2 separate regions of the Mus musculus genome follow, and region 1 is linked to region 2. Evidence: chromatin loops called from intact Hi-C (ENCODE). Cell type or tissue: gastrocnemius. All regions are shown on one strand. Each heading gives the region's core, and the rest is flanking DNA. Links, peaks and the distances in the headings are about the cores only.

Region 1 (5,389 bases), core at 310-5,309, 590 kb before region 2:
AAGAGAGTTTGGATAGGGTTCATCTTTACTTTTTCTGGTTCAGTTTAGGAGAAATGTCAATTTCTTTAATGTTAGTAAGAATGCGAGCATGAAGTCATTTGTTCCTGCTCTTGTTTAGATGGCTGCAGACTTGGTTTATACAGCGTATTGATTTATAAAGCAGCTATAGTCATTAGTATTATTAGATATACCTTTCCCACTTTCATGGAAAAAAAGACCTATGACCTGTTCTATTTTAAAAAGATTGTTCCATTTTATTTTCTAGGCTTGGGCATTAAATGTGTTTCTTTAAAAATAAATACTTTAAATTTATCACCAAACTATGTTTTGATGTGCTGTTCTCTTAGGATACTTTCCTTCTAAATCCATTATAGTGACTATTGCAAATTTCTCTATGTCTGTTTGGAATTTTCAGCATCTCTTTATATGCATATGTGTGTGTGTGTATGTGTGTGTGTGTGTGTGTGTGTGTGTGTGTGTGTGTGTATGTATGTGTGTGTGTGTGTATATATATATATATTTTTTTTTCCTCCCCTCAAGACAGGGTTTCCCTGTAGCTCTGGCTGTCCTGTAACTTACTCTGTAGATCAGTCTGGCCTCAGACTCACAGAGACCCACCTGCCTCTGCCTTCCAAGTATTGAGATTAATGGCATGCGCCACCACTGGCCAACCATAGTTTTTAAACCTAGCTTTAAAAAACAAAGTATTTTTAATTTTTTTTTTTTTGGAATTTATTGTCACTTGCATTTGGACCTAGTTCCTTGGTGTTTTGGTCTCATGGTTAAGGACTCAATAAAACCAGTACCTGATTTTCTCCCTTGCTTGGGTCCAACATTTTGTGTGTGAATCTGTAGGAGACACAGATACTTATGTAAATTGTGTAGGTCTCATTTGTCAATTTTGTTTCTATTCTCCTGTATTCCTATTTAATATATCAGGCTCAATTTACCTCCGTAATTTTTGTCAGTATTGCCTTTTTTAGTTGGTGTTTGTGGTTTCTTGAATATTTTAATATCACAGTCAGTTGTTTTTAAAAGCTTACATAGTGGTAGGTTGTTTTTATTATAGTTGTTGTTGTTTTTGGACAGAGTCTCACTGTGTAGCTCTCTTCTTGAACTCGCAGAGAGCTGTCTCCTTGTACTTATATCTCTGGAGTGAGTGTTGGGATTAAAGACATGCACCACATGCCTGGCTCTTAGTGAGTTTCTATCAAGGTTTCTGTATTTGTGCATGCTTTTTGTTTTCTTTATTTTAATCTTTCTTCCCACTTTCCTCATAAGAACTTTACCACTGGCCTTAAAGCAACCTCATTAGGTAAGTTCAGCCGTATTGATATGTTGGAAATGTTATTATCTGTCATCTTTTTTTCCTGCTACCCTTTTCTATGGATTGTTTTGCAGTTTTAGATTATGACTTTGCAGTTTTAGATTGTTTCCATCTTTAATGGATGTTACACATTTTTAACAATGTCTGTACATGGCAACATTTAGAATATAAATAAATAAAATCATTTGATAAAAAGTGTGTGTACATTTGAGTGTGTCTGTGTGTGTGCGCGCGTGAGCAAGCACATGCAGGTGTGCCTGCACATGTGTGTATATTTGGAGATCCAAGGGAGTTTCAGGTGTCATTAATCACTGTCCACTTTAGTTTTGGAGACAGGATCTCTTTCTGAACTTAGAGCTGACCCATTCAAGAGTCTGGTCAGCTAGCAAGCCCTGGAAATCCCAATCTGACCTCATCGGTAGCTATAGGCATGTGCTGCTGAACCCGTCTTTCTTCTGAGTGCTGTAGGGAATGTATCTCTGTCTGTATGTTCATGTGAGCACCTGACCAACGGAGCCATCTTTCCAGCTTTAGTCTAAAAACTTAAGCTTACCTACTTGAATATGCTATTCTGCAAAGCTGCCTTAACCAGAGTGGTTTTTCCTATCTTATCGGGGCATTCATTCATTCATTTACATTCCAGTTTAGCGAACCTGACGTTCTTGCCATCATCAGGTAGGACTTTGTACACTTCCTCTCTTTCTAACATAGCCTCCCAGTGCCTCACTCTTGAGTGCCATGGCATATTACACAAACTGTAGCCGCTGCTTGCTTGCTTGTGTGGTTGTATGTCTTCTTCCCTAGAATGTGGTTTCCTCTGCCAAACACCAGGTCACTCCCGTCTACTCTTGTCCTGGGACTCCAAGTACCAGGTCATTCACGTAGTATGCTGTTATGCTGCCAACAGCTGCTGAGCAGATGAGCGTTATTTTCAGATGTAAATGATCCTTGCTGCATGTAACACTTTGGGAGAGACGATCTCCATTAAGAGGCTTTTCCAGAGCAGGCGAAGGTGAACTCTACTTCATTGAGATTTAATATGAAATGGTTCAATGTCAGAGCTAGAACCCTATGAACATAATCAACCACAATTTAATATTATATAAATAACACGATCCCCATAGCAGGCTGCTAGACCTGACATTATATTGACGCTCATCTATCTGAAGTCTCATGCTATTAGGAGAATTGTTTGCTATTTCAGTATGTCATAGTAGTTGAAAGCTTAGAATGGAGTTACCCCAGGTATATGGATTCTACAAGTAAGACCTCTTTGGTACAGTATTTGTGGGAGATCGTTCAGTTCCAAGATTGTAGATAAGATGGCACAAAGACTTGTTTCTTCTATAGTTCAACGGCAGATCCCAAGTAGATTCTGTTTTGGAACACTATCTAAATAATGGACAGTCTTAACACATAACAAGGCTAATCTGGAGTTCTTGATCTTGCTGAGACTTCAGACGTGTGCTCACCATGTGGGCTTCGGAATAAAAACGTAAGGGACCTTGGATACAGTTCTGTTCTTTTCCTTAGTGTTTTTCTTTTTTTTCCTGAATGTTTCAAATGAAAACTTTCATGTCGTTTGTGTCTAGTGTTTTAAATTTAGTTGATAAAAAACGGTGGTAGGATAAACGCTGGCTAAGGACTTGGTGTATTGTTTTTGACCACTAGTCGTCAGTATTGAACCATCAGTAGGCATTATTTCTTCAAGCTCCAGGTTGGCTTAAGATGGATTCCCTACAGACTATACATCCCAGCTCTTAGCATTTCTGTAAACTGTCCTTGACATCAGTCTCACAATTAAAAACAATATCATTATTTGTCATTTTAAAATTGAAACTGTATAGATTCACACTGTTTGGAAAAATTCAGGGATTACATATGCTACGTGGAGTCTGGAGCTCACTTGTTGCTGCTTTAATACTCCGGATCCAGGCTTCCCTCACTCCCTGCCTCCTCCCATCCTTTCCTTTATGAAGGAGTTAGTCTGTTTAGTTGCAGAAAGGCGGAGACCAGCTTTTGATATGAGAGTTAATTTTATATATATTCCTGATTCTTTTCCACTTTAACGTGTCCGAGCTTTAAGCCAGCATCCTAGACACCCCTGTTTTCTATAGTCGCATCTCACACGAGCCTTTTCCTAACATTGTGTCTTTCTCTTACTCATGACCCCTTTTGTACCTTGTACCATTTACCTTTGTTCCTGTAATTAGCACTGTTCAATTTTCCTTCAGTGAGTCTCATTTTTCCTTGATAAACAGACATGGTTTACTGCTTAGTGCATTTAATTGATTTCTATTATTAAGATCTGTTAATTCTTTTTGTCACATACTGAAACAGGTTCTAATTATTGCTCAGGAGGGGAGGAACAAATTATTTGTAATCATCGTCCATTTGCGGTGAAGCTTTCAAGCCCTGTTCAGAGCTGTAAGGTTCTTTACTCAATTGATGGAGCTGGGATGGGAGAAAGCACACAGGCTTAGAACGTGTGACCTGAGAATGAGGTTTCCATGGCCTCTCCGGCCACGCTTGGATGAGGATCAAGTCACACTGATGTTGACGCTCACAGCGCAGTGTCTGCACAGACTTGGGCCCCGCAGCTCTGCTCTCCCGTTCTTGCCCCCTCTGACCTACGGGCTTCTTCAGAAGGCGCTGGAGCTTAATTTTTGTGTGTCTTTCATCCAAAGAAAGACAAGAAACAGACCATGCATCTTCTAAGGAAGACGGATAATCATCCTGATGTTAGATGCACTTTTAAGTGTTGAGAACTGAGTGTCTGCTGTCTTTGTTGTCTGTTTTTCTCTCATTCTTCACACCTTGTCAACTCTGATTTAAAAATAATTATGAAAGTTGGCTCTATCGGCTTTGTAACTGCTACTGACTGTTGCCTCTGCTGCTGTCTTCTGCTTGTGCAAACAGAGAAGGCCGCTGGCCTCAAGTCTTACCTCTTTGTCACCTGCGTGGCATGCAGATGATGTCACATTCTTCTTTTGTCACAGTTACAACAAATTTAAAAGCCTCACACTAAAAGTCCCTTGAATCTGGTTCCTGGTTTCTTCTCACTGCAGTGTTCAGTTATTCTCACCCTCGTGAATGGTAGGACAGTTACAGTGACCTCAGGCCAGCATGATGGCTTAGCGGTACAGATGCTCGGTGTAAAGTGGGATAACCTGATTTTGGTCTCCTGAACTCATATGGTGGAGAGATGGCCTTTGCAAGTTCAGTCATGTTCCCACAGGGAAGTCAGAGCCATCACTGTCACGTATGCTGGGCTTCTGCCCTTCTGTGGGCATGCTCTGCACTTTCTGCCTTTGGACTTTTGTACTTCCTGTTTTCAGAGACATGAAGTTGATTTTTGAAATAGTTGTGTGGCTTATGCCTGCCTTTCCTTTCGAATGCTACTTCAGAAAGCCTTTAGTAACTATCCAAGAAAAATGCCCTCCTTCCCTTCTGAGTTTGTTACATTTATTTCTTTTTTCTTTTTTCTTTTTTTTTTCTTTTTTCTTTTTGGTTTTTTGAGACAGGGTTTCTCTGTGTAGCCCTGACTGTCATGGAACTCACTCTGTAGACCAGGCTGGCCTCGAACTCAGAAATCCGCCTGTCTCTATCTGTCTCCCAAGTGCTGGGATCAAAGGTGTGCCACCACGCCCGGCTATTTCTTTTTTCTTTAACAATACTTTTCCACTATTGTCACCTTTCTGTCCCCTAACCAGCCTTTGAGGGTGGGCTCTTCATGGCTTCTGCTTATGGTCCTATCTCAATTCCTATAACAATGCCTGAGGAATAGTAAGTCCAAGCTAGGTGTTCATGGAATGAATGAATGAATGAATGATTGATTGAAAGAATGAATGCTGTATCCAGTATCCTCAGAGTACCACTTAGTATGATATTCATTTGGCGAGCACTGTCGTATGCTATGTCCTGGGTGCTGTGTTGGCAGCCATGGGTTTAACATTACCTATGATACTGCCTTGCCTTTGGGTCCTCTTCATACATTTTGTAAGGCAGTATTTCTAGGTATGCACGGGCTGTAGAGGACACCGGAGGGCAAAACGTTATTGT
Region 2 (5,389 bases), core at 236-5,235:
CTCCAAATTGCAGGGGACTATTTCACTGGGATGCAGTGCAGAGACTAATTTCCCTCTGTGTAGGGGTGTGTGACCTCACAAGAAGTCTCTATAACACACACCTCAGAACACATCCAGACCTTCTTATATCTGGCTGTCGAGGAACACTGCTCGGCAAATATTATTCAAAGCAGTCCTGGAGACACTGTGCTATGCAAAGGGGAGTCAGATCCTGATCTGGGAGGTGTGCCAAGAGACCCCAAGACTTTGAAGCTCATCACGTGCTTCAAATATATGTCTTTAAGCTTAAGGTGTACTTTAGTGCTTCAAAGATGAGTGGGATTAACAATGAGATCACCTGGTCATAGGCAAATTATGAGATTTCTCTATTTAATGTTGATTATAAAATGGCCAAGATTATTCATGTAAGTAACACATGACTGCTGGTTGCTACTAGATCAAAATATACTATTTAAATAAAATCCAAGTTTATGATTTTAAAATTACTTTTGGACAATGAATAGTACCTATTTCACACCTGCCCTGCAAAAAGTTTTGAGAAAGAAGGAACTTTGATTCTTTCTCGGTGGAAATAGCTACGTTGTGACACTAAAGCACCTGAACGAGACCACTGGGTGCTTTACATCCGTGCTCCCACTGCTCTCCTGTGATTCACTTTTAAGTGGCTTCAATTAACAGCAGTTTTATATGTGACTATTTATATGAGAGAAGAAAGTCAATCCAGTTGGAAGAGTTTTGTAATATTAAGGATAGTGTATAAAAATCAATTGAACTGTTGTAAGCTGTCCCTAATGGTATTAGCTTTGATTAAACCATCCTAGAGGGAAATCCAATTGAGCTAATTCAGAATGAAGTAATTGGCTCTTTTCTGTTGCCTGCTTTTTATTATCAGTTTACAGATCCAAAGGCCACTAACTTTTCAGAATTCTACGATCAACTATGTAAACCATGTGCTGCGGGGGAGCATGGAACAATTTAAGTCAACATGCCTCGTATTTGAATACTTACTATTCTGTTAATCACTTATCCTATGGCAAAAATCCATGGTTTGTTTGGGTCTTCCTAGATAAAACTGAGGGGAAAACCCCAAATACAGGGAAAGTGAAAAATTTCTTATTTGATTCTCAAAGGCAGATTTGAGGTTCCAGCCATAGTGTGTATAATGTAAGCAGTGGTCACAGGAACCTGCAGAGGTCGCACCCTGTAGAAGGGAGCATAAATCTCTTCACAGAACAACTCGCTCATTTTTATTTTCTAATCTTGAGCATGGGATGTCTCAAGAGGAGTAGCAGTGTGTCTCATATGATGGGGTAATGTCTGACAATGGCGGCTCGTATCTACACACCGTCAGATGTAGAGTTCCTATTCTCATCCCACTCTCCAGATCCACATAAGGAAAACAGCCATGATGGTTGACTTTTTCCAGATGGGAAAACACTGACCAGAACAAGTGGGAGGAATCACACTTACAAAGGATGGATTAGAGAATGTCCAGCTCTGCCCAGACACAGAACCCACTTGTATTCTAATCCATTGTTTGAAAGAACTTAGATTGGGTTGCCATTTCAGGCACCCTGGGTAATGCTTGCTGCCAAGTCTGATGAGCTGAGTTTGAATTTCAAGGAGCCACATGGTGGAAGGAGAGAACTGACTCCAACAAGTTGTCCTCTGACTACCACAAGTGTTATGAGACATACATACATACATACATACAGACAGACAGACAGACACACAGAGAGAGAGAGAGGGGGGGGGGAGACTAAATGAGTAAGTTAGTAAATAAATAAATGGAGTTATTATTTAAAAGAGGGAAAAGAGAAAATAAATTAAGCCTGTGTGTAAAAACTCCGGTCTTTCCTGAGTCTTTTAGAATTCAGAAGGAGACATTCTATTTCAAAACCAAGATAATTTATCTTAAAGTGAACCATTTACTTTTAACTTTTAAAACGAACTCAATTAATCATTCATTCTATAATGCTTGCTAGGCACTGACAGAAAAGTAAGAATAGCAAACAAAACAAAACAAAACAAAAAACCAGAATCAACTTATTTATGAAAATAGCTAACTCTGGTATCTTTAGAGATGGAAAAAAATTACCACTAATGAATATTAAGAATGAAAGACTTATTTTCTCTTGACCATCCTTTATATTGCCTGACATGACTAGTCTTTACTCATAAGTATGCATTACACATACACACCCACACCCCCCCACACACACATCCACACACAGTCCCCTCCCATTTTATTTAGAGTAAATTACAGCAGCAGTGTGTTAGTGTGCTAATTCTTTTTTCTTTTTCTCTTTCTTTTCTTTTTCTTTTTCTCTGTTCACCATCAGGTTAAACTGGGTGAAGATGCTCCCAATTCCAGTGTGGTGCACGTCTCCAATCCTGAATCAGGTAACAATTATGCCTCGGAGAAGACCGCTGATGGGGCCGAATGCCACCTTCTTGACTTTGCCAGTGCAGAGCGCCCACTGGTGGTCAACTTTGGTTCAGCCACCTGACCACCTTTCACTAGGCAACTGCCAGCCTTCCGCCAGCTGGTGGAAGAGTTCTCCTCGGTGGCTGACTTCCTGTTGGTATACATTGATGAGGCTCACCCTTCGGATGGCTGGGCAGTGCCTGGGGACTCCTCTCTGTCTTTTGAGGTTAAGAAGCACCGGAACCAAGAGGACCGATGTGCAGCAGCTCACCAGCTCCTGGAGCGTTTCTCCTTGCCGCCCCAGTGTCAAGTTGTGGCTGACCGCATGGACAATAATGCCAACGTAGCTTACGGGGTAGCCTTTGAACGTGTGTGCATCGTGCAGAGACGGAAAATTGCTTACTTAGGAGGGAAGGGCCCCTTCAGCTATAACCTACAAGAAGTCCGAAGTTGGCTGGAGAAGAATTTCAGCAAGAGATGAATTCTAGATTAGCTGGATACAAGTGTGATTGTAATAGAGTTTATTATTTTAAAGAAATATGTAAAAGAAGTTGAGAACTGAACTGAATCTATTATTTCAACTGAATCCCATTGCCTCACCGAAAGACGGGGACACACCTGTCAGAAGACCTTGAACCTCTTAACATCTCAATACTTTCTCTAGTACACAAATGACATCTGGCTAAATAGCAGCCCTTTTACCTCCCTTCTGAGCGAATTGATCCAAACTGGAGTGCAAGAAACCCTGTTGCAGCCTGTATTCATTCTTGCTTGCGAAAGAAGTGATTCTGTCCTGCGTGTGCTCTGGGACCAGAGGACCATAAGTTCTCAGAATACTTATTGTTAAGGGAGCTACTACCTATGATCTGATTAAGTGTATTGTCTCAGCTTTAGTCACCAGAAACAAACCCAACTGGAAAGTCCCCCAGATACATACTTACGATGTGATCTTGAAGCCATGCCATGCAGTTAGGACTGAAGTGTTAGTTCCAGCCATGCAATGTCCCGGTTAGTCTCTGTAGCCCCGAATTCCCAAGTGTGACAAGCAAAGACAGAGGAAGCAGAAAGATGAGGAAATCGCATAGTGTTTTTACCTGGAAGCTGTAGGTAATGAGTGTTGTTCAACAGCATCAGCATTGAGGCATGTACACAGCTGGGAAAACAAAGGCGATAACTAAAAGTAGCACGGGCAGGATGCACACGGAAAGGAGATGTGTAGCAATATTCCTACACTGAAAGGAAGTGGGCGATGGCAAAGATAGGTGAACGTTTTTAATGTGGAGAGAAGTACTTTATGGGACTAATTGAGATATACCCATTTCAGTGGATAATATCCGTTCAGAGAAAACTCCAGGGGGTCTGGTGCTGATGTGTTGTTCCTGCCAAATTCCTACAGTCACAATGCTACACCCAGCTCCATTCCTAACCTCTGTAGCATTGTTTTCTTTGGGTGCTGAGTGAAGGGTGTAAGAGGCAGGTACACTAACCATTCAGTTTCTGCCTTCTCCTCCAGTAAAAGAACTGTAATGATAAGGGATTTCTTCACATAAACATGAGAGCAATTTATTCTGAGAATCTCTACCTATAGTTTTGAGGGCTTACACAAGCTTATTCTTGGTACCACAGGAATTTGGTTAAATGGAATTTCCTTTGACATTTGAATTTGGACTTGGTTCTTTTTTGTTCAACTGGGATTAACCCATTAGTTGACACTTAATAGCTGTGTACATACCTATGATAAAAACTAGATATGAATACATATCTCTTAAAATACAAGAGACACAGCTGTACCTACAAGCAATACCTAAAGATCACAACATAAAAAACACTCCACAAAAAACCCAAAACCAAAACACACCAACAGATCAACCAATGTATTGTAATTATTTTTTAAACTCAAAGACATTAAGATCTCAACATATGGTTATAGTTACATGCCAAATCAAGGGTCTTATGTCTATTCCATTCAATAATTAAACCATAATATTGAGTTATTTGGAAAAAGACAATTGAAATTTAAAAGTACATTGTTAAAATATATTGTCGCAAATGTGGAAAATAGGAAGTGGGTATGCATAAAACAAGAGTCTTGTTTTTAAAAATGGGAGCAAGAAATAAGTCAGATCGCTAACCCATATATTGTTTAGTCATGGAAGCAGCACTATGGCTAATGTTTTTGGCAGCATCTAAGTTCTCCAGTGTTTTAAATTCTGTAAAAGACACACCCACAAGGAAACACAGTGAATTCCCAAAATGCAACAGTGTCTAATGAACTTCTGTAGAATCATATTGAAGATCGATTACTTCAGACTCTTCAGATGTCAAGGCCTTCACTTGAGGCTTATGAGCGATCCCTCACTCATCTTCATCTTCAAAATGCTGTTGCGATTGATGTGGCTCCCTAAAGAAGTAAAATGGAAAATTGGCTGCCCCACACCCACACCGTCGTCCGCAAATGACCCCTTTGGTTTCCACGTGTGATAGCGAAGCAGAAAGTCAGAGAGTGGGTGGGGGGATGAGTTTTGGCTAACGCCATGCTAGTTGTCTGGGGAAAAGGGATAATGGGGAAAAAAAATCACCCAGTTGTGCTACATTTTTAAAGAAAGAGAAGGTTGTGTGCGTGTACCATTTGCCTTTTGGAGAATAGGCCAATGGAGGAAGGAAGAAGAGGAAGCAACTATACAAAGATCTAGGCTGACTGTCAGGGACGCAGACGTGTTCAATAGAGCATGTCCAAAACACTGGAAGAAAAACCCTTGAAGGGCCCAGGAAGAAAGTGATTAGCAGAGCTCAGGAATCTTACACTGTGTAGAATGGGTTGGTCTCCCAGGTATGATAAGCCTGTAATTGTATAACCTATTTATCTCAATGCAAACTGCTATGAATTCCTACGACGTGCCTTTTGTAAAATTAACAAGAAGTCACTCATCCAGAGATGAGAAGAAAAAATCAATGCTCGGC

What was found. Hi-C counts contacts between places; a loop is a spot of excess contacts. Peaks named below come from ENCODE experiments on the same cell type or tissue, not always from the same donor. Only the 100,000 strongest peaks of a DNase experiment are listed, where the experiment ranks them.
Region 1: a loop joins it to region 2, with 5 times the contacts of the local background. A loop is called at or near these places in 33 of 42 quality-filtered maps.

Annotation. Positions count from the first base shown.
Region 1 is chr12:91,312,019-91,317,407 of GRCm38, reverse strand. The region is part of intron 10 of Cep128 (centrosomal protein 128); the gene reads left to right. Among named protein-coding and RNA genes, the nearest start is that of Cep128, 70 kb to the left of the region's middle. In gastrocnemius, for the core only: a CTCF peak has its summit at 3,001; no DNase peak of the experiment used is centred there; H3K27ac peaks cover 1,207 bases.
Region 2 is chr12:90,726,944-90,732,332 of GRCm38, reverse strand. Dio2 (deiodinase, iodothyronine, type II) reads left to right here. Exons shown (of 2, transcript NM_010050.4): 2 at 2,343-5,389. The coding sequence ends at 2,909. Among named protein-coding and RNA genes, the nearest start is that of Gm26512, 8.6 kb to the left of the region's middle. In gastrocnemius, for the core only: a CTCF peak has its summit at 2,489 (motif pointing left); a DNase peak (open chromatin) is centred at 2,487.